Regions from separate parts of the Homo sapiens genome. Here region 2 is linked to region 1. Evidence: chromatin loops called from intact Hi-C (ENCODE). Cell type or tissue: adrenal gland. All regions are shown on one strand. Each heading gives the region's core, and the rest is flanking DNA. Links, peaks and the distances in the headings are about the cores only. Region 1 has its middle 13 kb from the start of CEBPB-AS1. Region 2 holds the start of LOC105372657 (a long non-coding RNA gene).

Region 1 (16,605 bases), core at 5,179-13,178:
TCTCTCCCTCTTGCATGCACACACACAAACACACACACACTCTCCTCTCCCTCCCCTTCTTTATTTTCCTCCCTAGCACTCATCATCGGACCACCTGTATCCCCCACCCCAATAATGGACCCGCCATGAAGGTGGGGCTTGGGGCCGCCTTATTCTCTTCTGTATCCCCGGGCTTAGCACAGCACCTGGTGTGTGGTGTGTGCTCATCAAAGTCATTCCTGGAGCACATCTTTGAGAGTCTTTTGTGTGCCAGGCTGTGAGTTGCAGACACAGCACAGAACAAGATGGAAACATCGTGGCAAGTAGGATCAGAGGCCCTGGGTCTAGGAACCTTACCCAGCCACTTCCCGGTTGTGGAACCTCAGGAAAATATCGGAGGCCTGAGGGGTAGCTGATCCCACCGGCCAGCTAGACCCTCCCAACATCCTTGTGACATCCACAGTGTGATAATTCTCTGGAAAGTGCTGGGCTCAGTGCGTGTTGCTACCTTATGGTTGATTGTCCATGCTCTTACCGGTTTCACAAGCAAACTCCAATTGACCAAAAATCACCCCAGTGGAACCCCTCAATTAACCAAATTGGGGTTTGGGGGAGGAGGGTTTTTTTTGTTTTTCTTCCCCTTTGCTTCCGTCAGTCCATTTACTAGCTGTTTATTTACCGGGCACCAAGTGTGTGAACATCATGGAGTCCCCGCTTACAGAAAGGTCTCAGAGTCAAGGAAAGAGATGGACTAGAAATATGGGGCAGAGGCAAAGTCACAGGAGACGTCCTTATCAAGTGGGAAGACCTTGCCACCTTCCAAAGGAGGAAACTGGCAAACGCACCATGTGGACGGCTCTCAAGAACATCACGGAAGGACAGGAACAAGTCCCATTGAGATGGCTGGTGTGAGGTCGCCAAGGCATTAAAAAGAACGATCATCCGGAAATGCAAATGAAACCACAATGAGATATTACTACACACATGGCCAAATAGCTCATATTAAAAAGACTGACCTCTCCAGGTGTACTCAGAATCAAGGGATGGGGCCAGGCATGGTGGCTTACGCCTGTAATCCCAGCACTTTGGGAGGCTGAGGCAGGCAGATCACTTGAAGTCAGGAGTTCGAGACCAGCCCGGATACCTGGCAAAACCCCATCTCTTCTAAAAATACAACAACAAAAAAATTAGCCGGGTGTGGTGACACACACCTGTAGTCCCAGGTACTCAGAAGGCTGAGGCAGGAGAATCGCTTGAACCCAGGAGGCGGAGGTTGCAGTGAGCTGAGATGGTGCCACCTCACTCCAGCCTGAGCAACAGAGTAAGACTCCATCTGAAAAAAAAAAAAAAAAAAAAAAAAGGAGCGAGATGGGCCAGAAATATGGAGGACAGCAGTAGCGAAATGCTTTGGAAACTGTTTGGAAATATGCAGAAACTCAACACACGTGAATGATGTGTCCAGTGATGATGCCTCGGGTATAAACTTGATAGAAACAAGAGCTGGCATCCACCAAATGACACAAACAAGAGCTGGGTGCAGTGGCTCATAGCCATGATCCCAGCTACTCGGGAGGCTGAGATGAGAGGATCACTTGAGCCCAGGAGTTCAAGGCTGCAGTGAGCTGTGATAGCACCAATGCACTCCAGCCTTGGCAACAAAGCAGGATCCCAACTCGTAAAATAAAATAAAAAAAAGAAAAAGAAAAAAGACACAAAGAAGAATGTCCATGGCAGCTTTATTCACAACAACCAAAACCTTGAAATAACCCAACTGTCTACCAACAGTAGACTGGACTATGGTATAGTCACACAGTGGACAGTGGAACACAACACAGTAGTGAGAATGAAGCTGTACAGTACTGCATAGAGGAACTTTAAAAGTTTAACTGAGCAAAAGAAGCCAGACACAAAAGCAAATACTCTGAATGATTCCATTGATATGAAGTTGTAGAACAGGCAAAACAATGTAATCTGTTAGAAGTCAGGAGAGCAGTTGTCCTAGACAGAAACATTTTTCAGTGATTAAAAATGTTTGTTCTGTTTCAGGCCAGGTGTGGTAGTTCACACCTGTAATACCAGCACTTTGGGAGGCCAAGGCAGGTGGATCATCTGAAGTTAGGAGTTCAAGACCAGCCTGGCCAACATGGTGAAACCCTGTCTCTACTAAAAATACAAAAATTAGCCGGGCAGTAGTGGTGCACACCTGTAATCCCAGCTACTCAGGGGGCTGAGGCAGGAGAATCGCTTGAGCCTGCGAGACAGAGGTTGTGGTGAGCCGAGATCTCGCCACTGCACTCCAGTCTACAGTGACAGAGTGAGACCCTGTCTCAAAAAAAAAAAAAAAGTTCTGCTTTTTTATCCAAGTGCTGCTCACACTGGTGTGTTCAGGTGGTAAAAATGTATCTTCTGTACCCTGCTTAGACTTCTGTAAAAGTTCACATTTTAAAAGATATAACAGAAAGAAAGGAAGGAAGGAAAAGCCACATTCACACAGAGATGAAAGAAATGCATACACAAAGATCTGGAAGTTCAAACCCCAAAATTATAAAACCACGCTGACAGAGTGAAAAGGAGCCAGCCCTGGCCAGATGGTCCAGAACTGACTTCAGCTTGATTGGAAATGTTATCATGTGTTAAGAGAATGGATACCTGTATTACTATTATCAATTTAAATCAAAATTTCTTAGTAAAAAGGCAAAAAGACAGCCAGCCACGGTGGTTCACGCCTATAATCCCAGCACTTTGGGATCAAGCAGGAGGATCACTTGAGCCCAGGGGTTTGAGGCTGCAAAGAGCTATGATTGTGCCACTGTACTCCAGCCTGGGCAACATAGCAAGACTCAGTCTCTTTATTTATTTATTTATTTATTTATTAAGTTCCGGGGTACATGAGCAGGATGTGCAGGTTTGTTACATAGGTAAACATGTGCCATGGTGGTTTGCTGCACCCATCAACCCATCACCTGGGTTGGATGTATTAGCTCTTTCCTCTAATGCCCTGTCTCCTTGTGTCTTAAAAAATTTTTTTAATAAAAAAAATTTAGGGCAAAAAGAGAGGCCAGCCAGGGAATCAAAGAGCAAGTTGTAGCTACTGAGAACCTCCTCTGTGCTCCAGGGGCACACACGTAGGCATGCCTAGCCCTTACTTGCCCAAGTTTCCCACTGATAGAATCTGAGGGCCAGAAGACCAAGGTTCACCCATTGTTTCTCTGTGGCCTGGCACAATGCACTTCCTCCCGTTTCCCAGGTAAGGAAACTGAGGTCAGTGAGGTTAACGATGAGGACAACTGCCCTCAAAGAGTGTTCCTGAGCACTCAGGAGACAACTCAGGTGAAAGTACTAGGTGACCATGCCGGATGCCACAGTACAGCCAGGACTGGCCACATCAAGATGCAGGGCCCTCGTTCACAAATCATTAAGAATTTCAAGGCCAGGTGCGGCAGCTCATGCTTGTAATACCAACACTGTGGGAGAGTAAGGCAGGAGGGTTGTTTGAGCCCAAGAGTTTAAGACCAACCAGAGCAACATAGAGAGACTCCTCCCTACTCCAATATCTACAAAAAATAAAATTTTAAAAATTACCAGGGCTGGGGGCAGTGGCTCATGCCTCCAACCCCTGAGCTTTGGGAAGCTGAGGCGGGCGGACTGCCTGAGGTCAGGAGTTCGAGGTCAGCCTGGCCAACATGGTGAAACCCCGTCTCTACTAAAAGTATAAAAAATTAGCCAGGCGTGGTGGCAGGCGCCTGTAATCCCAGCTACTTGGGAGGCTAAGACAGGAGAATCACTTGAACCCAGGAGGCGGAGGTTGCAGTGAGCCAAGACCGTGCCATTGCACTCCAGCCTGGGCAAGAACAAAACTCCGTCTCAAAATAAATAAATAAATAAAAATAAAAATTGCTGCGCACAGTGGCTCATGCCTGTAACCCAACACTCTGGGAGGCCGAGGTGGGCAGATTATTTGACGTCAGGAGTTCAAGACGCAGCCTGGCCAACATGGTGAAACCCCATCTATACTAAAGATATAAAAATTGGCCAGGCATGGTGGCTCACGCCTGTAATCCCAGCACTTTGGGAGGACAAGGCGGGTGGATCATAAGGTCAAGAGATCAAGACCATCCTGGCCAATACGGTGAAACCCTGTCTCTACTAAAAATACAAAAATTAGCTGGGCATGGTGGCACTCACCTGTAGTCCCAGCTACTCAGGAGGCTGAGGCAGGAGAATCACTTAGAACCTGGGAGGTGGAGTTTGCAGTGAGCCGAGATCTTGCCACTGCACTCCAGCCTGGTGACAGAGTGAGACTCTGTCTCAAAAAAAAACAAAAAAAAAAAAAAAAAAAAAATATATATATATATATATATATATATATATATATATATATATATATGTATAAAATTAGCCAGGCGTGGTGATGGGTGTCTGAAATCCCAGCTATTCAGGAGGCAAGAGAATCGCTTGAGCCCAGGAGGCAGAGGTTGCAGTGAGCAGAGATGGCGCCACTGCACTCCAGCCCGGGCAACAGAGTGAGACTCTGTCTCAAAAAATAAAAATAAAAATAAATAAAAATTACCCGGGCATGGTGGCATGTGCATGTAATCCCAGATAATCAGGAGGCTGAGGCGGGAGGATCACTTGAGCTTGGGAGGTTGAGGCTGCAGTGAGTCATGATCACACCACTGCACTCCAGCCTGGACAACAGAGCAAGACTCTATCTAAAAAAAAGAAGAGAGAGAGAATTTCAAGATGACAACAGCAGACCTGTAAACCAAGTGGGGGCCCTTCCAAACAAGGGGCTCTGTGGAATTGCCTAGATGGTACTCCCATGAAGCCACCCTGGTTCTACCCTAGCTTACCAAGAGCTTTCACAAAAACCAGCATAGAAAGTTTTCTGATAACCTTCAGGCAGTCAGAAAGCTCCTTTCTCTAGAACTTTCCATTCCATGCCAGCTGTTTTCACATGTTGGTGTTTGTAAGGCCTTAGAGCAACAGGGGCTCCCCTCTCCCAAGGAGCAATAACATCAACAACAGCAATAGCAGCTGCCATTATTGGACAATTAGCACATGCCGGCATGGTGTTGAGTTCTGCACACTTTTGACTCCTCGACTCTGCTCACCAATGCTATTAAGTAAATGCTGTCATAGGCAGGCTCTGAAAGTGGAAACGGAGGTACAAAGTAGGCCACTCACCCCAGGTTGCAGAGCCAGAAAGAAGAAGAACTGGGATTCACACCCAACCCTGCAGGGCTCCAGAGTCCACACGCTGGCCCAGGAAGGAAGGCAAAGGCCGGCGGGAGGTGGACGGAGGGTGGCAGAGCCACCCTAGGCCAGGGAGGGAAGGCTCCAGGGATGGGAGCCACCCTTTGCTCCACTGACTCCCCTCCCGACTTGGAGCTGTGAGCTCTGAGCTGCAATGGTCTTTGCCAAGCAGTCATTTCGCCATCCCCTGCCAGACCCTAGGGACCTCTGGGAGCACAGCAGAGCTGTCCAGCCCGGAGAGTCCAGGCCAGAGCACTGGGTAAGGAGCACACTCTGGGGTTCCTCAGACCCAGGTTCAAATCCTGCCTCTGCCACCCACCAGCTGTGTGACCTCAGACAAGGTACACTCCCCCTCTGAGCTCCTGGGTCTTTTTTGGCTTTTCTTTTTGAACCTCAGGTGTGCAGGGTGACGTTATCTGATGCCTCAATTCGCAACATGTTATCATGATTGCCCACACAGGCTGCCCTCTAGTTGTATTCATTTATTCCCTTTCACCCCAATCCCTACTCCCTGCCCACCTGACTCTCCTATGTTCAATGTGCAGCATGAGTTCATTGATTTTAGGTTTCTACTTTGATGCTGGCGTTTAACATATGTACAGTAAAGCGCATAAACAGACAGCTCAATGAACTCTTCTTTGTTGTTGTTGTTGTTGTTGTTGTTGTTGAGACAGGGTCTTGCTCTGTCACTCAGGCTGGAGTGCAGTGCCACAACCATGGCTCACTACAGCCTTGACTTCCTGGGTTCAAGCGATCCTCCCACCTCAGCCTCCTGAGTAACTGGGACTACAGGTGTATACCACCATATCTAGCTAATATTATTTATTTTTTGTAGAGACTGTGTCTCCCTACATTGCCCAGGCTGGTCTGGAACTCCTGGGCTCAAGTGATCCTCCCACCTCGGCCTCCCAAAGTGCTGGGGTTACAGGTGTGAGCCACTATGCCTGGCCTGAATTCTTATATATGGATAAATTCATGGAACTACCACCTGGGGTAAAACATAGGAATTTTGCAGATCCCAGAAGTCTTCCTCATGTCCCACTGCAGGCAATGACTCCTCTACCCCACAGAAGGAACCACTTTTGTGCCTTCTAGATTCATCTTACCTGTTCTTGAACTTCATATCAGAGGAATCACACAGAAAGTCGTCTTTTGTGTCTGGCTTCTTTCCCTCAGCATAATGCTTTTAACATTAATCTATAGTGTGCATGGGCTGGGCATGGTGGCTCATGCCTGGAGGGTTTGGGGATAAAGTGATGTCATGTCTACAGCTGCCTCTCAAATAATTCAGGCAAAAGAAAAAAATACAAATGGGGGAAAAGACAAAGTGGGGAAAAATATAAACAATATAGCTGAAGGATATCCTGAAGTTTCTTTTCTTTTTTTGGGACAGAGTCTTGCTCTGTCACCCAGGCTGGAGTGCAGTGGCGTGATCTCGGCTCATGCGACCTCCGCCTCCTGGGTTCAACCCATTCTCCTGCCTCAGCCTCCCAAGTAGCTGGGATTACAGGTGCGTGCCTCCACACCCAGCTAATTTTTGTATTTTTAGTAGAGACGGGGTTTTGCCATGTTGGCCAGTCTGGTCTCAAACTCCTGACCTCCAGTGATCCACCTGCCTTGGCCTCTCAAAGTGCTGGGATTACAGGCGTGAGCCACCAACCCTGGCCCAGCTGCTACTTTCTACCAGGGCCCAACAGGCGGGAAAGAAAAGGCAGATTCAGACCCTTCAGCATCACCCAGGACTTGAGGAAGGGAGTCCACATTGCACAAATGGGGTTTTGCCGCCTAAGACTTGTTTTTTTCTGCGTTTACAAGGGTTCAAATCAGTGCCGTTGGAGAGTGTTTGAGGCTGTCACAACATCTGGGGAACTGAGGCGTGGGGCATTCACATGGCTGTCAGGAGGAGGCCTTGGGCTCAAATTGTAGGGGGCGTGGGATCTTAAACCATCATTGGCAGCCAGACTGATGGGCAGGGTAGTGACACACTAAGATCCTGTCATCTTTGCTAGGCTCTGGTTTTATGGGATCTAAGGTTTTCCGTGGTTCTAGTTCCAGGTGGAGAGTGACAACTAACTCTGGCATGTTGCACATTCTCAGTAAATGAATTGTGGAGTAAATTCCTTGTGATGATAATTGATATTTATTGAGCATTTACTATATGCCAGGCAGTATTCTAAGCACTTTGCACCTATCATCTCCATTAATCCTCTCCACATCTTGTGAGATAGGTACTATTATTACCATCATTATTTTGTAAACAGGAAACTGAGGAACCGAGAAGTTAAGCCACATGCCCAAAGTCACAAGTTGTTAAGAGGAATATAAATGAATGAATGAATGAATGAATGGCAGTCCCTATCTAGATTAGCATTTTTCTTTTAAACATTACTGAAGCGAAAGTCCAGTTGCAACTCTTCTTGGGGAATAACAATCCAGCCCAAGCTCCCTGACTCCCTGTTCTCTCCAAGTCAGCCTCTCTCCTTCTCATTGCTTAAGGGGAAGTGTCCCCCATCCTGAGCCTGAGGTAGCTCGAGCTCCAGCCTTAGAAACACAAAGACCTGGGGCCCTAATGTGATGGGGACCCTATCATGTCCCAAGATCGCACGCATGTAGCTTCCTTTAGTTGTATATAGGCTCTTTTGGCCTGAAACAGTTCCTTTCTCAGTCTCTCCTTGACCCACATGACCTTGACATGTTCGAGGATGCAGGCCAGCTATTTTTTTTTTTTTTTTTTTTTTTGAGACGGAATCTCGCTCTGTTGCCAGGCTGGAGTGCTGTGGTGCAATCTAGGCTCAGCTCACTGCAACCTCCGCCTCCCGGGTTCAAGCAATTCTCCTGCCTCAGCCTCCCAAGTAGCTGGGACTATAGGTGCAGGCCACCATGCCTGGCTAATTTTTGTATTTTTAGTAGAGATGGTTTCACCATGTTGGCCAGGTCTCTATCTCTTATCCTTGTGATCCACCCACCTTGGCCTCCCAAAGTGCTCCTCACTTCAGATCTCTCGGATGTTTCCCGTGATTAGATTCGGTCTCCGTGTCTGATATATATTTGCAGGGATACAGCAGAAGTGATGCTGTGTTCCTGATATATGGTCTGTCATGTACTGAGGGCTTACTTTTCACCAAGACCCACAATGCACAAAAGTCAAGGATGTGACAAGACCTATTGCATAGATGAGGAAACTGAGGCTCAGGAAGAAGAGGTCACTAACTCCAGGTCAAACATCTAAGTGACAAAGCTGAGATTTAGACTCACATCCATCCAACTCATGAGCCCTATAGGGAGATCACGAAGGAACGAGGGACGATGAGGAGGAACGGCCCGGCATAGGGCAGGGGGCCTTAGAGAGTCAGCCTCAGTTCATTCCATGATCACAATCTCACTACCTCAAAAATGCAGATCTCTGATCCTTGTGGGGTGGCTGAGACCAGGGATATCTGGCCCTATTAGTGACATTAAGACTCTGCAATCCCGCTCCTGGGTAAATACACCAGAGGCACTCTGAGAAGACCATTAGGGGGCTGATAAACACAAAGATGTACCACCTAGGTCTCCTTCAGGGGAGAACCAGCTGCAGGGAGTATGATGAGGTGATGAACTCCAGCCACCAACAGCTGTCCCAGCTGCAGAGAGCCATCTCGCCCCAGCCATCCTTCCCAGGGCAGCCCGAAAGCCAGACAGACCAAGGCAGGGTGTAAAGGTCTGGCCATTTTGCCCAACACAGGGCACCCAACAAGCAAGTTCCTCTCCGGTGCTCCCAAGACTGCTCAGGGCTCTGCAGGCCTGCATCGCTGCTGGATGACTTCATCTGCCCAGTCCTTCTTGCACCCCCTCCATTTCTCAGGTGTTGACCCCCACAAACATCTTGCACTCCAAACTCCATTTCAGTATCCACACAACCTGCCCTGTGACAGAGGTACATTCAACAATGCTTGTCAGAACAGTGTTTATGGCTGTGGGGACTTAGAGGCAAAATCATTGTCCACCACAAGGGCAGTGGTTCCTTAAAATGTGGCAGATACATACAGAGGAATGTTATGCATCAGCATAAAAAGTAATGAATCAGAGGGACACAGAGCAACCTGGAGGCATCTCTCAAGCCTATTCTTCCAGGAATATATGCTGCACTCATGTAAAATGTGACCTATTGGATAGAATTGTCTGTTGCAGCATTGTGTGAAATAGAAAAAGACTGGAAACAATCTAAATGTCCATCAGAAAGAGACTGGTTAAATAATTATGGTACATCCATCCAATGGAATATTATACAACCATTAAAAGGAATGTGGCAGCTCTATAGTACTGATATGAACAAGCTCCAAGATACATTGTTGAGTGAGAAAAGCAAAGCACAGGTCAGTGTAAAAAATGTGCTACAGTGTGCATAAATATCGTGTGTGTGTGTGTGTGTGTTTGGGTGCACTCACATAGACCATTTGAAATAAGAAAAAGCTGCTGGAAACTTCAGTAACCTCTGGGAGAGGGATCTGGGAATGTGGGGGCAGGAGTGGGAGGGAGACAGACTTTTCATTGCAAATCCATTCACACCTTTTGAATTTTGAACAATGAGCACATATTATGTATTCAAATTGAAAGGAAAAATGTATAGAGGCCATGGTGAAGTTGATCTGAGGCCATCCATAAGAAGGGTGGCATAGTGTGGGGCCAGAGACTGAACAGGGTAAGGAGGGTGACCAATCATGGAACAGAGGTGGGGGGACAGTGACAGCAAACTGGTTACATATAGGGGATGGGTCAAATAAACAAATATATTAAGAATAATGGAAGCCTATTTTCTCACTGATGGAAAAGAGAGTTTCAAATATGGAAAGAGAAAATTAGAATAAACTCTGTGATGCTGAATGGGAACTGCAGTTATCAGTGTACACTCATTTTTCTAAATAGATGATAGATGATAGACAGATAATAGTTAGATACAGAAATAACACAGCTGTAAATATGTGTCTCTATATATACATATATACAGTCCTTAACTCTGTCCACTGAGAGAGTCAGGCAGTGGAGACACCCCAACAGCAATGAGCACTTTGTCCTGAGATTTTGGCTTCTAAATTCCATTCTCTACTAAAAGGAACCAGGGCTCCTGGGAGAAGTGGCTGATTCCAGAGCTGGGGGCAGAAAAAATACCAGATGAGCTTATAGTACCTCACTGTGCCAGAAAGTAAGAAAATGCTCAAAGAATGATGGTGACACAGAAGCTAGTTAAAAGTGGCTCCCAGGAGCCAAATCTGGGACAATTTAAGCATATAAATAAGTTAACAATGATGATGATATACCACAACCCACTGAATAAAATAGAAAACTATGAATCTATACTGACAGAAATAAATGAATAATTGAAAGTCTGATGACATTCAAGAAATTCACACAGTTTCAGCGTGCCTCCTCTCAAATGCTGATTAACTACAAAGAGCGGGGAAAGTAACCCTACAGATGCGAAGTCTGGCAGCTATCTCCTCAATCAAGTCATCAAAGAGTGCACCATCAGCAATGGGACGAGGAGAAGAACATAACATCGCTTCTTTGATTTTTCTGCCAGAGCTGCAGAACCTGAATCTCACCACAATGAAGCATCAGACAAACCCACAGGGAAAGACATGCTGTAATGCTGTACAACAGCTGCCCTGTATCCTCAAAAGTGTCAAGGTCATGAAGGTCAAGGAAAGACTAAGGAACTGTTCTACCTTCAAGGCAACTAGAGAGATGTGGAACTAAACAAAACATGTGGCCGGGCGCGGTGGCTCATGCCTGTAATCCCAACACTCTGGGAGGCCAGGGTGGGAGAATTGCTTGAGCCCAGGAGTTCCAGACCAGCCTGGGCAACATAGTGAAACCCTGTGTCTACAAAAAATACAAAAATTTGCCAGGCAGGGTGGCACATGCCTGTAGTTCTAGCTACTCAGGAGGCTGAAGTGGGAGGATCGCTTGAGCCCAGGTAGTTGGGGCTGCAGTGAGCTATGATCACACCACTGTACTCCAGCCTGGGTGACAGAGTGAGACCCTGTCTCAAAATAAAATAAAATTAAAAATAAACACAAAGTATGATCCCAAACTGGATTCCCTTACTGGATGTTATCAGGGCAACTGGTGAAACCTGAATGGGTCTTGGTAGACAGTCATGGTGTATCCTGTTAATTTCCTGATTATGATGGTTATATTGTAGCTATCTAGGAAAATGCCCTGGTTTGTAGAAACTATGTATCAAAACATTAAGGGGTGATAGGGCAACAGGTCAGCAATTTATTCTCAAATAATTCAAGAGAACCAATTTGAGACGTTTCTCAAACTAAAAAGTTTTTTAAAAATACACAGTAAAAAAGTAAAAAACAGAATGAGAGCTAAGTTTCAATACCATTAACAGGAATTAAAACATATATTTTTAGATTTCTGATGGCTTAGCAAGCCACTTCTAAGTGAAATATGTGAATATGTTCATCAAAAGACATGTCCCCTCGCTGGGTGCGGTGGCTCACGCCTGTAATCCCAGCAGTTTGAAAGGCCAAGGCGAGTGGATCACCTGAAGTCAGGAGTTCGAGACCAGCCTGGCAAACATGGTGGAAGCCCATCTCTACTAAAATTACAAAAAATTAGCCAGGTGTGGTGGTGGGCACCTGTAATCCCAGCTACTCGGGAGGCTGAGCACGAGAATCACTTGAACCTGGGAGACAGAGGCTGCAGTGAGCCAATATTGCACCACTGCACTCCAGCCTGGGAGACAGCACAAGTCTGTCTCAAGAAAAAAAAAAAAAAAAAAAAAAGACATGATCCCTCAAATATTCATCTCAGCCCAATTCTAAAGAGCTCAAAACTGGTAACAACCTGAATGTCCATGAGGGATCGAATGGGTAAATCCATTGTGGTGTGTCCATGTAATGTCATTTTGCTCAGTAATAAAAAGGCATAAATACTGATACACACAACAACTTGAATGAATGTTAGTTACAATACTTAATAAAAGAAGCCAGACATAAACAGCATCTATTGTGTGATTTCATTTCTATAAAAGCATAGAAACAGGCAAAATTAATGTTTGCTGTTAGAAATCAGAATAATGATTACCCTTAGGTGTGGAAGAGGGGTGGCTAGAAGGGACACAAAAGGCTTCAGGGGTGCTGGAATGATCTCTTCTTGATCTGGACACTGGTGGGTCAACACCAGGAAAATTCACAGAGCTGTATATCTGTGTTATGTGCACATTGCTGTGTGTGTATATTTCACTAAGAAAGAAAGAGAAAAAAATGTGATGCACGGGAAAATAGACTAAAGCGCAATGCAGGCTTTGCAAGGACTGATGACAATCGTGTCCTAAGAACTGGAAAGCATAATTAGCTCTGCATCTGACCTGCAAGAATAAAAGCAGGAAAGGGTCCCTGTTGTCCCTTTGTCCCTCACCACCCCACAAGAGGGTCAGCCAGGCGAGCTTGATGACTGGTGCCATGTGGCATGAGAGGACTGAGGCCTGGCTGGAGTCAGGTGCCCCAGGCTGCCCTGACCCCCACCCCAGTTCTCTCTCCTCCACAGCCTGCTGACTCCCACCCACCAGCCTCTCTGAGGAGTCTTCCTCCTCCTTGGCCACCCCTGTCCCTGCCAGGGCTCCAGGGCTAGGGCAGGGATCTGATGACAGCTATAAAAATAAAAGTTCACCCGGCCCGGCTCCCTGGCCTCCAGACTCACCTCCCAGAGATCTCAGCTGGGCTGGCCCCAGGAAGGCTGGCAAAGGTGCCTCCCAGCCCTGGCAGGCCAAGGCCTCAGTGGAGCAGGTGGTGGCGGGCAGCATGGGTCAGAAGGGTTATTCAGGGTGGCATGGGGCATCTGGTCCCAGCGCAGCTGCCAACAGGCTCTGTGAGCTGCAGCAGGACCTGACCATCTCTGTTTCCAAACGGAGGAGTCCCTTAGTGGATCACATATGCAGGCTAGGGCTACAAAATGCGGAGCTCACTGAGGTCAGCAGAGAAATTTCTGTCCATTTCAAGGGCTTGGTTCAAGCCTGGGCTGAGGCACACTGAAATTTCAGAGTCATGAGAGAGAGACACTTGAGGACAGGCAGGATATTTTCATGACAGGAGGTCTTTGTGCATTACTTCTGTAATTAAAATGAATAAAAAGAAATCCTTCCACCACATCTGATGGAAATTCTTTTTCCTAAGCAAAGCGTGCATTTCTGTGCTCATGTGCAATAGTGTCCGTAACAAGGAAGCACTGGTGCATGATGAAAAAATGCAGGTCGTGAAAGAGCTCACACAGGTTGATTCCGTTCTGGCAAATATATCAGTTAGAAATAGACTCAGCTGCCAGTAACAGGAAGCCCAAACGACAGAGACCTCAGTAAGCAGAGATTTCTTTCTCTCATGTAAACAAGCCCAGAGCAAAGCAGGTAAAGACTGGTGCGGCTGTTCTACCACCATCAAGAACCCCAGTGCCTTTTGTCTTTCGGATTCACCATCCTCAGCATGTGGCTTCCATGCTTCAGAGTTTGCCTCATGATTCAGGATGGCCCCTGGAGCTCTGGCCATCACATCTGAGTTCCAGGCAGGAAGTAGAAAGAAGCAGGGGCTGGGAGGTGGCAGAGAAGGAACACAAAAGGGAATGTGCCTCACAGCCGAGTCAACCCCCTTTAAAGAGCTTTCCCAGAAGTCCCACCTACAGCTTCTATTTAATCTCACTGGTCATCCCTAGCTGCAAGAGAAGCTGGAAACTGTAGTCTCTTAGTAGGGTACTTGCCCCCCCAAAATAGAAGGATCTCATTGGTAAGAAAGAGGGAGAGGAATGAGTATTGGATCGGCCACTTTAGCCACAATGAGGAAAAATACACATGGAATGAAAATTCTGGAAGTTAACAACTTACCCTGTGTGAGTTAACCTGTCAAATCTTTGCAAAACACTGTGAGGAATTTTATGATCTTCTTATTACAGATGGGGGAACTGAGGTCCAGCAAGATGCATTCACTTGCCTCAAACTACAGAGCTAGAAAATGGTGGATTTGGGCCAGGCGCGGTGGCTCACGCCTATAATCCCAGCGCTTTGGGAGGCTGAGGCGGGCAGATCACGAGGTCAGTTCGAGACCAGCCTGGACAACATGGTGAAACCCAATCTCTACCAAAAATACAAAAATTAGCCGGGTGTGGTGGCGGGCACCTGTAATCCCAGCTACTTAGGAGGTTGAGGCAGGAGAATTGCTTGAACCCAGGAGGCGGATATTGCGGTGAGCTGAGATCACGCAACTGCACTCCAGCCTGGATGACAGAGCAAGACTTCGTCTCAAGGGGGAAAAAAAAAAAAGAAAATGTTGAATTCAGAACACCAGCATTCCAATTCTAGCATCTAAGCTCCTAACCCACCAAAATGGTAATGATGATATGAATAATGATGACAGCTAATACCTACTGTGTGTGGCACTGCTTTAAATTTGTTGTGTTATCTCACTTAAGCTTCACAACAACCTTATGAGGCAGGTACTATTAATTATTCCACTTAATAAACAAGAAAATGGAGGCACAGAGAGGTGAAGTAACTTGCCCAAGGCCACACAGCAAGTGTTAATGGGTTTATTTCTGAGTAGTGCTCTTTATTTCCTTCTTTTATTTATACTCTGCAGTCTCTGATCCTCCCATCACAATCATGCATTACTTGGGAAATCAAATAAAAAGCAAACACCCCCGCAGAGGTCCTGTCTCCTGCCTGTCCCCAGTCCCTCACCAATCCCACCCTGAAGACCCCTCCCTCTCCAGCCTTGCCTCTCTCCCCACAAGGGTTGGTGCCCTCTCCCCTGCAGTCAGGGCTACCCAAAGAACTCTCCCTCTCTTGGCTCCCGGCCCTGGCTCCTCCAGCGCCCCTCCTGGTGAGCCCTCCCCTCATTCCTGCCCGATGAACTGCTCCCCGTGGCTCCAGGCCCTGGGTCACAGGCTCCTCGCCTACGAGGTCTCCTGGGCCCGGGCAGGCCTCCCTGTGCCCTTCACCGACTGCACTTTACCTCATCCCGAAGGCCCAGGAGCCTATTTCATTCCCTCCACAGGCTTGTCAAGGCCTTTCTGGGTGCCACACCTGGCAGGGACACCCACTCTCTCATCCTCAAAGCCACCTCACAGCCCGCCCAGCCTCCAACACCCTGCATGAAAGATGTGGCCTACCCCTCCCCGCTTTCTCCATCCTCCCCTCCCCCACTCCAGCCCTGCATGAGGAACACTGTGCCCTCCCCATCCTTCCCTCCCCCATTCCACCCATGCATGAGGAACCCTGTGCCCCCATCCTCCCCTCCCCCACTCCACCCCTGCATGCGGAGCCCTGTGCCCCCATATTCTTCCCTCCCCCACTCCACCCCTGCATGAGGAACCCTGTGCCCCCCCATCCTTCCCTCCCCCACTCCACCCATGCATGAGGAACCCTGTGCCCCCATCCTCCCCTCCCCCATTCCACCCCTGCATGAGGAACCCTGTGCCCCTATCCTCCCCTCCCCCGCTCCACCCCTGCATGAGGAACCCTGTGCCCCCATCCTCCCCTCCCCTACTCCACCCCTGCATGAGGAGCCCTGTGCCCCCACCCTGCCCCACCCCTGTCCTCTTCTTCCCCACTCCTCCCCTTGCTGCCTCTGCTCCAGCCATGCTGGCTCCAGGCTCTTCTCCTCACACGGAGCTGGGCCCTGCCTCGGGGCCCTTGCGTGTGCTGTTCCCCCAGCCTGGAAGGCTCCCTACGCGTTCCCCCCCAATCACCCTCCTCCACTTCCCCCACCTTATTTTCTTCAGGGCCTTTATCACAATCTGCAATGGGCTTGCCAATCTGCTAGCCACACATTGTCTCCTCTACCACAATGACAGCTCCGGGGGTCAGGGACCATCTTGGGCTCACAATGGGTGCTTGCTCGACACTGGGTGATATCTGTACTCCGTGCTCACAGGTGAGGAAGCCCAGGTTCAGCAAGGCTAAGTGCCTCAACCAAGGTCACTCTGCAACCAAGGGACAAGGCCCAGAGCTCTTTTGCTCAAGCATCCTACCCCTCAGAGGTGTCTAATTGTGTTCTTCCCGTGTCTCTTCCCCAGAGCAGTCAACCAGACAGAAAAGTGGCTGAGCTTGGGGCTCAGGCAGGCCTGGATTCAAATCCCAACCTTGCTGCTCTTGGGACAGGAACTGTCCCCTCTCAGAGCCTCGGGTCTCCTCTCTGTAAAATGGAACTCTTTCCTTTCTGTCTCGGAAGACACCTGGGAGGGGCTAACACCACCAGCCCAGAAAGCCCCTGGCTTCCCCAGCCCACTCTGGCCTCTCCTGGGTCTGCCCAGCCCAGGCCTCCCTCACTACCCTGCCCCGGCCAATGCACCATCAAAAATCCCACAGGGAGCGGGGACTGCTGGGACGCC
Region 2 (16,605 bases), core at 4,141-12,140, 150 kb before region 1:
AACGTGCAGGTTAGTTACATATGTATACATGTGCCATGTTGGTGTGCTGCACCCAGTAACTCATCATTTAACATTAGGTATACCTCCAAATGCTATCCCTCCCCACTCCCCCCACCTCACAACAGGCCTGATGTGTGATGTTCCCCTTCCTGTGTCCATGTGTTCTCACTGTTCAATTCCCACCTATGAGTGAGAACATGCGGTGTTTGGTTTTTTGTCCTTGCGATAGTTTGCTGAGAATGATGGTTTCCAGCTTCATCCATGTCCCTAGAAATACCGTTTGACCCAGCAATCCCATTACTGGGTATATACCCAAAGGATTATAAATCATGCTGCTATAAAGACACATGCACACGTATGTTTATTGCGGCACTATTCACAATAGCGAAGACTTGGAACCAACCCAAATGTCCAACAATGATAGACTGGATTAAGAAAATGTGGCACATATACACCATGGAATACTATGCAGCCATAAAAAATGATGAGTTCGTGTCCATTGTAGAGAACACAACAGTTCTAAAAGTGTGGTCCGAAGATCCCTAGGGGTCCCCAAGACCCATTAAGGGGTTCGTAGGATTATTTGCCCTGTTTACTCTCATTCTCACATGAGTGTAAAGAGTTTGAAAAGTTCATTGATAGATGTTTAGATTCCACATTGCATCTGAATTTAAGACATTACCACTGATTAGTTTTTGTGTAGCATTAAAGACTATTCATGGCTGGGTGTAGTGGCTCATGCGTGTAATCCCAGCACTCTGGGAGGCCGAGGCAGGCAAATCACCTGAGGTCGGGAGTTAGAGACCAGCCTGGCCAACATGGTGAAACTCCATTTCTACTAAAAATACCAAAATTAGCCGGGCATGGCAGCAGATGTCTGTAATCCCAGCTACTCGGGAGGCTGAGGCAGGAGAATCACTTGAACCCAGGAGCCGGAGGCTGCAGTGAGCCTAGATTACGCCACTGCACTCCAGCCTGGGCGACAGAGTGAGACTCCGTCTCAATATACATGTATTTCACAATGTGACAATATCCTCCCTTTTTCCAACGATGTGCCTTTGGAAGCCAGGTTTTCTCAGGTACTTCATCCTAAACAAAGTCTCACAGCAGATCCACTGCAGAAGCAAGTGTGAGGACCCGCTGTCCCCCAGAGGCCAGCTGTTACAGAGAGATGCAGAAATATCCACAATCCAACAAATGCCACTTTTCTCATTAAATTTGTCCATTTTAAAATGCATAGGTATTTATTATAAAAAATGTTATGTTCATGTAATGGATTTATTATTACATTTGAGTGAATAAATAAATATGTTATACATTTCTTAGTTTTCATTTCTAACGTGAGTATCGACTGATAGAATCCACACAAGCAAGAAGAGCTCCTTGGGGTTCTCAGCAGTTTTTTAAAATGTAAAGGGATCCCGAGGGCCACTGTCTGGGGAGGCTGCAGAACTGGCCTCTCTTCCCTGCCCTGCACCCACCTAGGCCCCTGCTCTCTTCCTTTCTCCCTTCCGTCCTTCCCCACTGTAAGTCTGTACTCAGTGCCTCCGGGAAGGGCGGGGACACCAAGTACGGGGATCCCAGGAGGCTTCCTGGCTTTTGAGTTTCAAAAGTTGAGAAGAGCAGGAAGAACTCACGTCTTGCAGAGAGCAAGGTTCCCCCACCCAGAATCAGAGCCAGGGTCGCAGGATAGGTACAGAGACGGGGTGTCAGGGGTGGCCCCCAGCCTGGGGCTGAGCCCAGTGAGGCCCAGAACCTCAGGTAGAAGCAGCTTTTCCAGGATTCTGGAAAGGCAGCCTCCAACCAGCCCTTGAAGTAGCCAGGAAGCAGCCAAATGACCCCCAGGACCAGGGGCAATGGAGAAGGGGCAGGCACAGAACCACGCAGGGCCTCAGGGGGGGGACCAGCCTGTGTCAGGCAATGCCTGGTGGGAAGACGACACCCAACACCAGTGCCTCTGTCCTCATTCCTATCCCCAACACCTTGGCCTCATGAAAGGCCAGGGGACCCAGAGCCTTCCCAGGAAAAGTGGAGTGGGGTGGTGGCGAGGGTGGGAATCACCGTCAGATGAAGCCTCCTCCAGCCTGGCATAACCACGACACAAGATGGAAAATCAGTTCCATTTGTGAAAACACAAAGAAACTCCACAGTGCCAGTGTGTGAACCGGGACTCATACCCACCCCGTGTGGAAAAGCCCCACTTGTGTGGGATGTAGCCTCCATGACAGATCTCTTTCTTTGGGCATCAGAGAGGTTGAGTCACTTGCGTAAGGCAGCTCAGCAGGAAGGGGCAGAGCTGGGATTTGCCCCAAGGCCCTGGCTCCAGCCCTCATGCCCTTGACCCCAGGCTGCTGACGGAGGGTGTTCATCCCCCAGGCCTGGCCAGAGTGTGAGGCTCAGAATCCCAGGCTGGGCCTGGGGGCACAGCCCCTGGGATTGGAGGATTGGACCCCAGCGTCCCTCAGGTGAGCAGAGGCCAGTCAGCCGTGCAGGGCGTGGTGGAGCTGGGTCTCTTGCCCAGGCTGTGCACCAGGTGTCCCCTCACCTGCTGAGTACCCCAGGAGGGGCGGGTGAGGGCCTCACCCTGCAGGACAGGTTCTTCAAGGTCCTCTGCCTGGGCGGAGTGCCTCTCACTCCTCCCGGAAGAGTAGACAAAGATGCCCCAGAAACAGGCCCAGAGAGGCCAAGAGATTAGCCAGAGGTCACACAGAAGGTCATGGGAGTGCCAAGACCACCCCTTACAGAGCCTTGGGGGAGGCAGAGCCCCTGAGGAGGGAAGCACAGAGCTGGGTCCCTGCACCTGCCCCCGCATAGAAGGCTCTTGGGGGACATGGGGGCAGGTCCTGGATGGGTTCCTGACTGAGGCAACACGGACATTGTCCGTGATGCTCCCCTCTCACCTTCCACATCTACACCATCGTAACTGTCGGGTTTATGCCCTAAATATCTCCTATATCCAACCACATCTCCTCACCTCCCTGGCCAAGCCCTGGGCCAGGCTCCTCCCTCTCACCCGTGGACTGTGGCCATCGCCCCTTCTCTGCTCTTCCTGCTTCCAGCCTCACCCACTCTCTTCTCCACATTCCTTCCTCTGCCTACGACCTTCTGTGACTCCCACTCACTCAAGAAAAAGCCCAGACTCCTCTCTGTGGCCACAGGGCCCCTGGCCAGCTCTCCTGTCTCATCACCACTTCCAATATCTGCTCCTTTGACCTGCAGCTCCAGTGAAATGACCTTCAGTTTCTGTCCACCAGACATTTACACATTCTAGTCCCTCTATTTGCACTATTTTTTTATTTGTAATAATTGAGGTGAAATTCATGTGACATGCGATTAAACATTTTAAAGTGAACAAGTCAGTGGCATTTAGGACATTCACTACGTTGGGTACCCCGTATCCTGGCACTATTTTTGCTGATCCTCCTTTTCATCCTTTCAGTCATCCAGACGTCACCTCCCCCAGGAAGCCCATCTTGACCCTCCCTTCTTCCCCATAGTTTGGATCAGATGCCTCTTTGGAGCTGCCAGGTCCCCTGTGGCTCCCCTACTGTGTTGTGTTGCCCGCTAGTGTGAGTGGGCTGAGGGCAGGAACCACGTCTGATTCTTGTCAGCACTCGCGGCACCCACACATGTGTGGACTTGGGGTGTGTTTGTGATGAATGAGGACAGAGGCAGAGACAAGTGGAGAGATGGTGAAATGTGAACTGAGCATCCCCTTCGCGCCAGGCCCTGTGCTCGGTGCTTGTGCGTGTCACGCGGTGGAGGACAGAGCAGACATGGAGCCCGCCCTTGTGGAGCTGACATCCCCAGGGGCGGGGTGAGGGGTGGGCCAACATGCCCCCTGACAATTACAAGATGGCATCATCAGGTCTCCGATGATGAGTATAAGGCATTGTGGGAGCACCCAGAAGCCTCCTGACCTGCCTGGGCTGGGAAGGTTCCTCGCAGGTGGCATCTAAGGGTTGTGAAATACACAGAGGGCTGAGCAGGGTGGGTGCAGAGGGCTGGTGGGGAGTGTCCCCAAAAGAGAGCACAGCAGGGACAAAAGCCTCGCCCAGGGGGTCCCGACTGCGGTGATTTTGTTCTCCCCGGGAACATTTGGTGGTCTGGAGATGTTAGTTTTCACAACTGGGGAAGGTGCTGCTGGCATCCAGTGGACCAAGGCCTTGGACGCTGCTTAGTGTCCTTCAGAGCACAGGACAGCCCTGCAATGGAGAATGGTCCAGCCCGAGGCTGAGAAACCCTGGCACAAAGGCAGGCCTTTGGGGGCACTAAAAGAAGCTCAGGAGAGGAGGCTGGAGGGGGCGCAGGCAGCCTCAGCCCCATCCAGGGCTTTGGATTTGGGGATGGGGTGTTCAGCCCAAGAGAAGACTTAGGCAGCAGAGGACCTGCTGAGATGCAGGGTTCAGGAAGCTTGCTCTGGCCACAGTGTGGACTAGGATGATACGGCTGTATGATCCAGTGGCAGAGAAGTCGAGGCAAAGGGCACAGAGAATGCAAAGGTCCTGAGGTGGAAACTGTCTGAGTAGGTTCTGGAGACAGAGGGGAGGCCGGCAAGTGCAGAGATTACTGAGAGACACCATGCAAGGCCACGGAGGCTGCAACAAGACTTAGGGGGTTAGTCCAAGAGCAGTGGGGAGCCCTCAAAAGTGTTTCACCAAGGGAGGGGCACTGTCAGCCTTGGGTCCTAGCAGGCTCCCCCTAATCCTGTGTGGAGAATGGATCCTAGGGGTGAGGGCGGTGCAGGGAGATGAGGAGGAGGCGAGGCTGGGGCCAGGTCAGGCCAGGAGCTGGAGTGAGGTGTTGAGGGGGTGTGTCCGCCAGGCCCAGCTCATGAGTTTGATGGGAATGATAAGCAGAGGACTGGAGAGTGGCTCAGAAGCTTCTAGCTGGCGAGGCAGCCTAGGCAAGGGGCCTTGCAGGCATCTCTTTGCACCTCATGGCTCCTGGGGGGCCGAAGGCCCTGATATCTATGCCTCCCACCCCTTCCTGGACAAGTCCAGCCTCTGCATAGATGTCTTCAACCCATGCACCTGCAGGAGGCAGCCCGGGATGCTTGCTGTTGGGATTTTCCCAGAGTTCCAACCCCAGGACACACTGCAACTCAAAGTGGAATCCAGCTGCTGGTGCTGCCTCTTAAAGAAAGGCCAGAAAAGGACAGAGCCAGAAAAAGCCCCGTGTTCCACAGTCGACTCTCAGCAGCGCCAGTCTCTGCTGTCTGCAGGGCCTGGGTTCGAATCCTACCTACGCAACCCCGTGTTCAGTGCCTTGGGCTCCTCACCGGTGGGGTGGGCACAGCAGCGCCTCCCTCAGAAGGCTGGTGATCATTTGAAAATGAGATAATTCATGGAAAGTACCTGGTGCATAGTCAGTATTTAGTAATTGTCAGTGAATATTACTATTATTATTAATTAGGGCATTGAAAATAATTCACACTTGCTCCCCTCCCCAGCTGGAAGGGCCAGTTTTGGCTTCAAATCAACCAGGACTTCATAGCTGACGCAGGGCCACACACAGAGCCCCACACCAAGCTCCCGGGGGATAAACCAGGGGAGGGCTGTTCCCCTCATAACTGACAGCCCAAGAAAAATTGCAGTTTGCAAGACACTCATGTGGAAATGGAGGACTTTGGAGCCATGAACCCACTCCCACACTCAGATGCCAGGGCCTCAGGCAAGTCCCTGAGCCTCTTGGAGCCTCATTCTTCCCATCTGCGGAATGGGAACTCTGCTGCCCACGCAGCTTGCCGGAAGGTGGAATTGAACCCTCTCTACTCTACTTTTGAGACACAGGAGGGGCTAACTCTGCCTCCCGGGGATGGCATCCTGGCCCCTCGAGGCCCCCTTTAGGGCTGAGGGCTCCTCTTTGCCAAGCAGCTCTTGTCTCACAGACCCTTGCGCCAGCCCTCAATTGTCCCAATTCTGCAGATGAGGACTCAGAGATGTGGCCAGGTACATCACAGAGCTGAGGCCATGCCAAGCTCGGTGCCCTCCTGGCCGAGGTGCCTCCCGCTTGCTCCCCTCTCAGCCCTCGAAGTCACTGCGACTCGTCGTCTCAAGCCAGAAAGTGGGGCCAGATGGTGGCAGATCCACGGGCGTCTGTTGCATAATTAAGTGAGGGCGAAAAATGTTGTTTGTAATTAAACAAGGGAACCAGGACAGCAGCAGCCTCCGCAACAGCTGGGGTGGCTCAGGAAGGGGAGGCCACCCCTCTGGAAGATTCTGGCTGGGGGTGAGGGGTGGGGGATGAAGCTTGCAGAGGTCGTGACCTCTGTTCCTCCCCTAACATCCCAGCTCCACCTCTGCCAGCTGCGTGGCCTTGGCTCCGTCCCCTCCTCTCTTTGTGCCTTGGTTTCCAGACGACGGCAACAGCGGGGCTTGTCCTGGTCTTCTCTCACCTGTCCACACCTCAGGGCCTTTGCACTTGAGGTGCCCCCTGCCTGGCAGGCGCTTCCCACACCCAGATCTTCCCAGGGAGGCCCATCCACCTGCCCCAGGTCACAGCTCAACTGCCTTCTCCTCCTAGCGGCTTCTGGAACCTCTCCCATCCTGTCACCCGCTTCTGTTTTCTCCACAGCCTGGCTTGGTGCCCTGCACACAGTAGGTTCTCAATAAGTACTTGTTAAACAAATGGAGAGCCCTGTGTCATTTGTCCCTTTTATCTGTCATTCTGTTTGCTCCAAAGCCATGAGGCCGTTTCACAGATGAGGAAAACTGAGGCAGGTGAAAGAGGATACACCTCGCCAGCCTCCTCAGGTGAAGCACGGGCGACATGGACAGCCATTGAGCTTGATCACCCCTGGGTTCAAATCCCAGCTCTGCCTCTCCTTCTTGGTAGGGGACCTTGGACAAGTGACTGTGCCTCTCTGTGCCTCAGTTTCCTCATGTGTAAAAATGGATGGTTATATTGAACTCTCAGGGTTGTTGCGAGTCAAAATGAAAGTGTTAAAGCAGGTGGTAGCCACTAAGTACCAGAAATAGTGTTCCATAAAATATCTGCTGAATTAAGGAAGTGAGAATCATTATCCACATTTCACAAATGGGGGAAACTGAGGCACAGGGAGGTGAAGCTAACTAAGCAATGAAACTGAGTATCAAACCTAAGTCCGTTCAACTCCAGAGGCCTCTTGTGCAATGAAAGTAACATTGTGGAAAATTCTAGGCCTCAGGACTCCCAAGTGATGGGAAGGATGGGAGACTACCTAGCATGTAAGAGGATGACTGGACAGGCACAGCCAACCTCCATGTGGGGGACAGGCAGGCAGCAGAGATGGCCCCGCCAGGGCCCACATGAAGGATGGCTGGACCTGGCCAGTCTCCACTCTCTGTCTTTCTGATATTCCATTAAGGAGTCTCGCTCTATCACTCTCAGTCCATGGAGTTTGAGCAAAGCTGACCCACCCCCAGCTTCAAGGATGTCGTTGTGACTGAGGACCTGGCCATGGGCCACGGGGCAGGGTGAGAGATGGCCACATGATCCAGTCACAGCCAATGAGAGCCAGTCTGGGGGCTTTGATAGGAATGGTTGAGAAAGAGTGCTGGAGCTTCCCTCTGGGTCGCTGGGCTGATAGGGTCATATTAGTATCAGTGGGAGTCGTAGTCACAGTGGCAGTAGCAGCAGCAGTTGTAGTAATAAAATGATAGCTAGTATTTACTGAGCATTAGGTGTGGTAGTTGGTGCTTCATATATATTGATTAACTCAGTCTTCCAGAGAGACGTGGAAAACAATATCATTCAAACACCTGGATCTAGCTATGCCTGAAGCAAGCCTCCCTGGAATTTTTTTATGTGACCCAATAAATTATCTTTCACCTAAACTGGTTTTAGTTGGATTTTTGTTCCTTGCAACTGAGACAGCCCTGACTAATCCACCTGCCTTCTGGATGTTATCTAGGCTTCCATCTCCCCATCATTACTGTAGCTGAAGCGGCGCACCCATTAACTGTTTTATGCCTGTTGCTGACTCATAGGTTTCCATTGGAGTTCTTGGTCCATCCTTCCCAAACAGAGGCCCCAGGCCTACTCCTTTTCCCATTCTGGCTGAGCAGGAGAGAGGGCGTGTAGGCGTGGTGCACACCTGTGTTCCAGGAAGGTGCTCCGTGGGGTTTGCTTGGCCCCAAAACACACCTCGTTATTAGTGTGATGACTGCTATTAAATAGTCTTCCCGAGCAGATCAGCTGCTTTGCATAAATGGTGATCTCACCAAGACTTCCCAACAACCCTGCAAGGCAGGTATTGTCATCCCATTTTAAAGATGAGGAAAATGAGGTTCAGAGAAGCAAAGCCTGAATCCCACAGCTCTAAGCAGCAGATCCTGCACTCCCTAACTCCAGAGCTGAGCCCCTTCCAAGAGCCAAGTTCACAGACCCTGGCTGCCAGAACTCAGGGTCAACTTGGTTTATAATATGTGTGACAAATCTATGTGTATGTAGAGTCTATGAGTGTGTGTGTATAGTACATGTGTCAAATCTCTATGTATGCAGTCTATATGTGTGTGTATAATATGTCTCGAATCCACACATACAAATAGAATGCAAATAAGTAGGTATTCTATAGGTAATCTATATGAATATCGAATGTGTGTCTAATATATGTGCCAAATCTATATGTATGCAAAATATAAATGTGTGTAATATATGTGTAGAACCTATATGAAGGTAGAATATATATGTGTGTGTATAATATACATATAGAATCTACATCTATGTGGACATATATGAGTGTGTGTGAAATATGTGCATAGGATCCATATCTACACAGGACATATATGAGAGTGTATGTGTGTGTGCGTGTGTGTGTCTAATATATGTGTGGAATCTCCGGTTTCACCTGCCCTGTATCTCTGCACAGCAGGTACATTGTGCAGTGAGAGAAAACAACGACTATCTTCTCCCACCTCATCCTGCACCACCCTGGACCAGCCATTGTTCCCTGCTCCCCTCTGGCCTCCCGCAGTCACCTGGCCTCCCTGCTCCGCCCCTACCCCAACCCATTCTCCCCTTGGGCTGGAGGGCTACTATTAGAACCGAGGTCAGGTCAGGACTCTCTGCTCAGAGCTTTGCATGGCTCCCAGCTCTTTTAGAGCAAAGTCAAAGTCCTCACAACAGCCCGCAAGGCCCTGCCTGGTCTGGGACCTCCCTCGTGGTTTCCCTGACCTCCTAACCGACCCTGTCTCCCTCTTCCCCTTGGCTGCAGCTCCGCAGCCTCTTTCTCTGGGGCCAGGCACGCTACAGCCTGTGCACTTGCAGTTCCTGTCCCCCACGCAGATCCCCTGCCCCGGATGTCACTTCATTCAAGTCTCAGCTGAAATGTCACCTCCCCGGAGAGGTCTTCCCAGATTCTCTCCAGCTCCTTCCCCTGTGTGGATGTTCCTAAGACGCTCCCATGTGACATTCTCCCACCACCCAGCACAGTGCCTGACATGCAGTAGCTGCTAAGCCACTGGCTGATGGGCGAAGGGGCAAAACCAGCCAGCGTTCAGGTCAGCGCTTGTCCTGCTGAACCTCCTCTCAGGCCACCCAGGATCTGCACGGCCTCACCTGGCCTCTGCCCACCACTGTTTTCCCACCAGCTCACCCACTCCACTTCCTTCTTGTCTGGGGCTAGAAGTTACCTACAGAGCCTTTCTCTGCCTACATTTAATGGCTGATTTTTACAAAAAAGCAAAAAGGCAAGTGTCAGCAGCAACACCCCTCACCTCCCATTCCAGGGTGTTTCTCTGTCACTGCTGGGCCCCATGGGGAAACTCTGCCTTCTGGGACAGTCCCGCCTCATGCGCAGGAACCGGTGTTCCAGGTGGCTGAAGTTTCCGGATAACTGAGGATAACCTCTGGAATCAAGGAATGGAAAAAGCGTGGCCAGTGGTTGACTCTAACCCACCAAGGGGCTCTGTTAGGCCAGCACTTTTGTATTTTAACAGCTCTATCAAAATATAATTCACCTACCATAAAATTCGCGCTGTAAAAATGTACAATTCAATGGTTTTAAGTACATTCACAGAGTTGTGCAACCATCACCACAATCAATTTTAGAACATTTTCACCACCTCCCCAAAACGCCCCGTATCCCATGCCTACTCCCCATATGCCCTCATCCCAGCCTCCCCAAACCACCAATCTACTTGCTGTTTCTACAGATCTGCCACTTCTGGGCATTTCCTAGGAATGGAATCGTGCCCTATGTGGCCTTTTGTGTCTGGCTTCTTTCACTCAGCACCACGTTTTCGAGGTTCATTCACACTGTAGCATGAGTTTGTCGTTCATTATTTTTATTGCCAACTAATATCCCATTGTATGGACCCACCACATGGGGTTCACCCATTCATCCAGTGATGGCCATTGGAGCTGTTTTCACTGTGCAGCTGTAATGAATTGTGCTGCTGTGAACATTTGTGTGTAAGTTTTTGCGCAGACATATACTTCTGTATCTCTTGGGTATATACCTAGAAGTGGAATGTCTGGGTCATGTGGTAACTCAATCTACACTTTTGGGGAACTGCTGGACTGTTTTCCAAATCGGCTGTACCTCTTTACAATCCCGCCAGCAAGATATGAGAGTTCTAGCTGCTCACACCCCCACCAACATTTGCTAGTGTCTGTGTTTTTGATCATTTGCCATCCCAGAAGGTGCAAGGTGGCAGGCCAATGCTTTGCCGTCATTAGTGGCAAACGTTTAAAAACTGGGACAGTTTCTTATTTTTTTATTTTTATTTTTTTGAGACTCAGTCTCTCTCTGTTGTCCAGGCAGGAGTGCAGTGGCATGATCTCAGCTCACTGCAACCTCTGCCTCCTGGATTCAAGGGATTCCCCTGCCTCAGCCTCCCGAATAGCTGGGATCACAGGCCACCACACCTGGCTAATTTTTTTTTTTTTTTTTGTATTTTTAGTAGAGACAGGGTTTCACCGTGTTGGCTAGGCTGGTCTTGAACTCCTGACCGCAGGTGATCTGCCCGCCTTAGCCTCCGAAAGTGCTGGCAGGTGTGAGCCACTGCGCCTGGCCTAAAAATTGGGAGAGTTTCTATCAAAATCTGGATCTCTGGCTTCTCTTGAGGAAGATGGCTTTTTGGCATGACTGGGATGCGTTCCCCGTGGAGGCTGAGTCGCAGCTACCCTCCAGGCCGCCACAGTCCTCACCCAGCCAACCCTTGTTGAAGGGACTTCAGGGCTCCTTTGACACTGAGGTCTGTAATATGTGTTTGAGCCCAGATGAGGTCCACAAAGATGAAGAACTTTCATCACTTGGCCTTTCTGGAATCGACTTTCCCTCAGGCCGACTGGGGGTTGAACCACGAATACATTTTCCTACATAGTATATCCCACATTGACACAGGGTACCGTCTAAGGGATCCCTTATCCAAAATGCTTAGGACCAGAAGTCTTTTGGATTTTTATATTTTCCAAATTTTGGAATATTTGCATATACACAATGAGATATCTTAGGGATGGGACCCAAATCTGAACATGACCTTTACTTATGTTTCATACAAACCTTATACACACAGCCTGAATGCAATTGTACATAATTTTTAATAATTTTGTGCATGAAACAAATTTTGTGTGCATCGCACCAACAGAAAGAAAGGCGTCCCACACCTATCTCAGTTACCCACGTGGACAATCTGTGGTTGTTTGGCATCACCCTTATTCCTGACTCTGAATTTATATGCTATCAATAAGCAATCATTGTCTCACACTTACTCACACATAAGTACTCCATGGTAAAAAGTATGACATAGCATTAATACAGTGGGAAAATAAGGAGTTCAGGGCGACCAAGCAGAACAGCGATATCAGCAGATAGGGGGCTCAGCCGTGAAACAACAGCGACAACAGAAAACCGCGGGCTTTCACTTACGGCATCAGGTCCGCACTCAGAAAGTTTCAGATTTGGGAGCATTTCGGATTTCAGATTTGCGAATTAGAGATGCTCAACCTGTCTTTTCACAGTGATCCTGGAAGGGATTCATTGTCCCTGTCTCCAGATGAGAAAATTGAGGCTTCCTGAGGAGACAGCACGTGGCCCGTCCTGGGTCACATGCTGGTGAGGGTCTGGGCTGGGATTCCAGGCAGCTGGTCTGACCTCCCCGCCCTGTGGTTTTGGTTTTTGGTTTTTTGCAGAGACAGAGTCTTGCTGTGTTGCTCAGGCTGGTCTTGAACTCCTGACCTCAAGCGACACCCCCATGTTTGCCTCCCAAAGTGCTGGGATTACAGTGTGACCCACTGCACCTGGCAGTCCTGTGCCTTCTGTGACATCACATGGTCTGTGAGGTCCCTGGGTCTTTCTCACATCCTCACACTGCGGTGGGCAGCCCGAGATGCAGGTCTCTTTCTTAAAGAATTGTGTTTGAGCAAAAAAGCCCACAGAAGTCACCATCTTTCCACCTCAGGATCTCATACAGTTCTGATAATTATAGGTACAGGGAAGTCTCAATTTCAAATGTTCAAGTCCTAAATGGATTGATTGTGTTCACTGGACTACAAGTTCCAGGGGGGAGGGGACCTTACCTGTTTGTTCACTCCCATGTCCCTCGTAAGAAGAACCTTCCAGGCACAAGGTATCTACTATGGAAACATGTGTCTGATGAATGGATGGAGCTGGTGATACATTTATTTATTTTTATTTTTATTTTTTTGAGACGGAGTTTCACTCTTCTTGCCCAGGCTGGAGTGCAATGGTGTGATCTCAGCTCACCGCAACCTCCATCTCCTGGGTACAAGTGATTCTCCTGCTTCAGCCTCTGGAGTAACTGGGATTACAGGTGTCTGCCACCACGCCTGGCTAATTTTTTTTTTTTTTTTTTGTATTTTTAGTAGAGACGGGGTTTCACCATGTTGGCCAGGCTGGTCTCGAATTCCTGACCTCAGGTGATCCGCCCACCTTGGCCTCCCAAGCTGGTGATACATTTAAAAATAGAGTTTCCAATCTTTTTTTTTCATAACTTTTTTTCAAAACTTTTTTTTCAGCAAAGGTGTTTTGCTAAATGTCTAACCAAACATGCTTGAATGTATCCACCCTATTGCTTAGCTTCAGATCACGACTCCTTCTTCCCTTATAAGCAAGTTACTCACCTTCTCTGGGACTCAGTCTCCTCATCTAGGAAATGGGGACAAGCATGTACCTACCTGAAAGTCAGTGCAGGTACCTGTAAAGCTCTCAGGACACTGTAGGAATTAGTGGCTATATTCATTATTATTATTATTATTTGTTTTCATCTGAGAGCCAGGCCAGGGGTTTGGGGGACAAAGGTGAATCAGGTTGCTAGCTCTGGGTGACTCAGATTCTCGCCTGCATCATGGAGAGTTCACAAGAAGGGTCATGGTGTCCCCTGAGAAATGACAAGGAACCAACTGGTCTATGAACGTGAGGGGAAGTGACTGAATGGTGGTTAGCCTGAGCTGGAAAATGCACACTCGGTTGAGTTGCTCAATCCATCCGGTGACAGCAAGGCCCTCGGGTACACTGGGGGAGCCAGGTACATGCTCAGGGCCCAGTGTAGAGGGGCTGGGCCTGAATGGCAGAGGGGATCCCCGCAGCCTAGAGCTGGAGGCTCCCAACCCCTGGAGACATGGGGGCCTTTGGAAGGAGGAGGCATGAATGCTGCCTCGGCTGTTTTTGGCTTAACGCTGAGGTGTCCCTCAGCCTCCCACCTGCCCAGAGAAGAAAGTCATGTTTTTTAAAAGATGGAGATCCGGCCGGGTGTGGTGGCTCACGCCTGTAATCCCAGCACTTTGGGAGGCTGAGGCCGGTGGATCATTTGAGGTCAGGAGTTTGAGACCAGCCTGTCCAACACGGTGAAACCTCGTCTCCACTAAAAATACAAAAATTAGCTGGGTGTGGTGGCAGACGCCTGTAGTCCCAGCTACTCAGGAGGCTGAGACATGAGAATTGCTTGAACCCGGGAGGCAGAGGTTGCAGTGAGCCGAGATCGTGCCATTGCACTCTAGCCTGGGCAACAAGAGCGAAACTCCGTCTCAAAAAAAAAAAAAGATGGAGATCCTGGGATTACCCCCAGACATCGGGAGCTTCTCGGGGGCTCAAGCTTCTGGCAGTTTCTTTACTTGCTTTGGTTGAATTCTTCATTTCCACCCAGGTCTCACCCCTCCAGGCTGCCAGTCTCTTTCTGCACAGGCCACACATATGGGGCCTGCTTGAACCCGGGAGGTAGAGGTTGCAGTGAGCCAAGATCGCGCCATTGCACTCCAGCCTGGGCAACAAGAGCGAAACTGTCTCAAAAAAAAAAAAAAAAAAAAAAAAAAAAAAACCACAGAACATTATTCAGCCTTCAAAAAGAAGAAAACCTGGATTATACAAAGTGAAATAAACCTCTATCTCGAAGAGCAAGGAAACCTTTCCCAGAAGCCTCTAACAAATTTCTCAACACATCTCATTGGCTAAAATCACATTCCATGTCCAGCCTAAATCAATCACTGGCCTTGTTGGGGTGGGGGACACTGTGGCTGACTTAGAGCAACGGGAATCAGTCCCCTGAGGCTTGGCTGAGGCCCATCTTCCTGGAGCCCATGGGAGGGGTGGGGGCAGGGATTTCTTGTGCAAAATGAGCAAAATAGGTTCTGTTAGGAAGGAGGAAGTGGGGGGATGGCTGAAACGGGAATAGCTCATTGCCGCTATCAGCATATCTGCTTCTTGCTGTCGGGACCTACTGAACTGCCTCCGTTTCTGGGTTGTTTTGAACTGACTCTTCCGCTTTCTCATAAATTCTGTAAGCTCACTCATGTTCCTCTAATAAATTTCCTTCCCACTTAAGTCAGCCAAATCTGGATCTCACTGAGGCCCCAAATTTCCTCAGTGATCATCTTTAGCATCATCGTCACCGAACCATCTTTGCTGATATTTATTGAGCACTTGCTATGTGCCAGGTCCTGTGAGACACACTTTGCTTACAGCAGATATTCTCAACCAGGGGGTGATTTTGCCCTGCAAGGAATGTTTGGCAACGTCTGGAGATATGTGTGGCTGTCACAACTCAGGGAAGGAGGTGCTACTGGCATCTAGCGGGTAGTGAGGCCAGGGACACTGCTAAACAAGTCCTGCAATGCATGGGACAGCCCCCAACCAGGAGTTATTTGGCACTAAATGTCAGTAGAACACAGACTGGGCAACTCGCTCCTAACCAAACCTGGCGTATTTCACAGAGAAGCAGCCAGTCCAGAATGCCCGAGGGCCCAGGTTGAGAAAGCTTGCCTTGCACTGTCAAGCAGTGAATGGCCGAGAAGCATCTGCTGTGTGCCTGTCCATGCTGAACAGTAGTGGGGCTGAGGGCCCAGCCTTAGCCCCTGGGAACTCGAGCCCATTTTAGTCCTTTAGGTTATTCCACTTGCTCTTTTCCTTATTCCAAAAGGAGCTTGAGGCAACCAGAACCAGCGATCATTGCTCATATTGCCCATGAGTGAGAAAAGAAACTAGCTCTGTGGAGGAAGAGACGCCTCCCCCAGCTTTGGATATTCAAAGGGGTTCCTCATGAGAGAATTTCGCATGGGGTCATGGCAGTGCGGACAGTAAGGTGATGAGATGTATATTCAGAAGGCTCAGCTATTTGTCAGGATTTCTTGTAGCTGCAGGCAATGGAAACCCAACCCAAGGTGGGTTTTAAAAAGGGAGAATGAGAGAGCCATGTCTGCTTCAGATACAGCTGGATCCAGGAGCACCGCTGACGATTTTCGTCTGGGGGCTGTCTGCGCCTCTTGGCTCTGCTTTGCCCCATGTCACTGGCATTCTCAGGCGGTCTCTGTTTCTCAGGGTGGCACAGTGCCTCAGCTGCTCCAGGCTGACATCCTACAACGAGCTCAGCCACCTCAAGGCGGCAACGTCTTTCCCATTCCAAAGTCGCCGGTTTAATTTCTTGGCCCTGATTGGATCGTGTGCTTACCCCTGAACCAATCCATGTGGCCAGGGGCCTGACTGGCCAGGCCTGCAGCCCTGAGGATGGATGGGGTCAACTCTCCTAATTCACAAGACCAAGGGGGTGGAGGCACCACAGGGGAAACTCAACGTGGTCTCCAGAAGAAGGGACACATGTGCTGGGTGGCCCCAGACCCGCGCAAATACAGCATCCTCACCAGCTCAGCCAGCGAATCTAACAAGGACCTACTTTGAGCCTGGCGCCAAGCCCAGAAATGAATCTGGCAACTTCCTGCCCTCTGGGAGGAAAAGAAGATATAAATAAGTGCAATTCAAAGCACTGTGTGATGTGTCCTGAAAGAAAGAAACAAACAAAAGGCTACAGACACGAGAGGTTGGCTGAGAAAGGGCACTGGGCTGGCAGGAATGGCTTGAGCAAGGGTAAGGAGGTGGGAGGGGCCAGGTGTGTTCGAAAAACTAGGGGTCATCCTCGTGGCTGGCGACGTGGGGAACGAAGCTGCAGAGGGCAGTTGGGGTAGATGGAGCAGGACCAGGCTCACCCAGCCGGGCCGTTTGGACTTTCTCCAGGTCGCAGCGGGGAGCCATTGATGGTTTTAGAGCAGAGCAGAAGCAAGATCTGGAGTTGCACTTTCTGAAGATGAACTCAGCCGTTGTGGAAGGGGAAGGGCTGGGACAGGGAGAGACTGAAAGGGACAATTGAGCAGCTGTCACAACTGTCCCAGGAC

Evidence for each region. Peaks named below come from ENCODE experiments on the same cell type or tissue, not always from the same donor. Only the 100,000 strongest peaks of a DNase experiment are listed, where the experiment ranks them.
Region 2: a loop joins it to region 1, with 2.4 times the contacts of the local background. A loop is called at or near these places in 9 of 110 quality-filtered maps.

The regions. Positions count from the first base shown.
Region 1 is chr20:50,197,056-50,213,660 of GRCh38, reverse strand. No RefSeq gene overlaps it. Among named protein-coding and RNA genes, the nearest start is that of CEBPB-AS1, 13 kb to the right of the region's middle. RefSeq lists enhancers at 14,690-15,205, 15,206-15,723. In adrenal gland, for the core only: no CTCF peak of the experiment used is centred there; no DNase peak of the experiment used is centred there.
Region 2 is chr20:50,346,260-50,362,864 of GRCh38, reverse strand. It overlaps LOC105372657 (a long non-coding RNA gene), which reads right to left and starts at 12,167. Exons shown (of 3, transcript XR_936837.3): 1 at 11,855-12,167. RefSeq lists a silencer at 7,328-7,540 and an enhancer at 12,361-12,410. In adrenal gland, for the core only: no CTCF peak of the experiment used is centred there; no DNase peak of the experiment used is centred there; H3K27ac peaks cover 1,357 bases.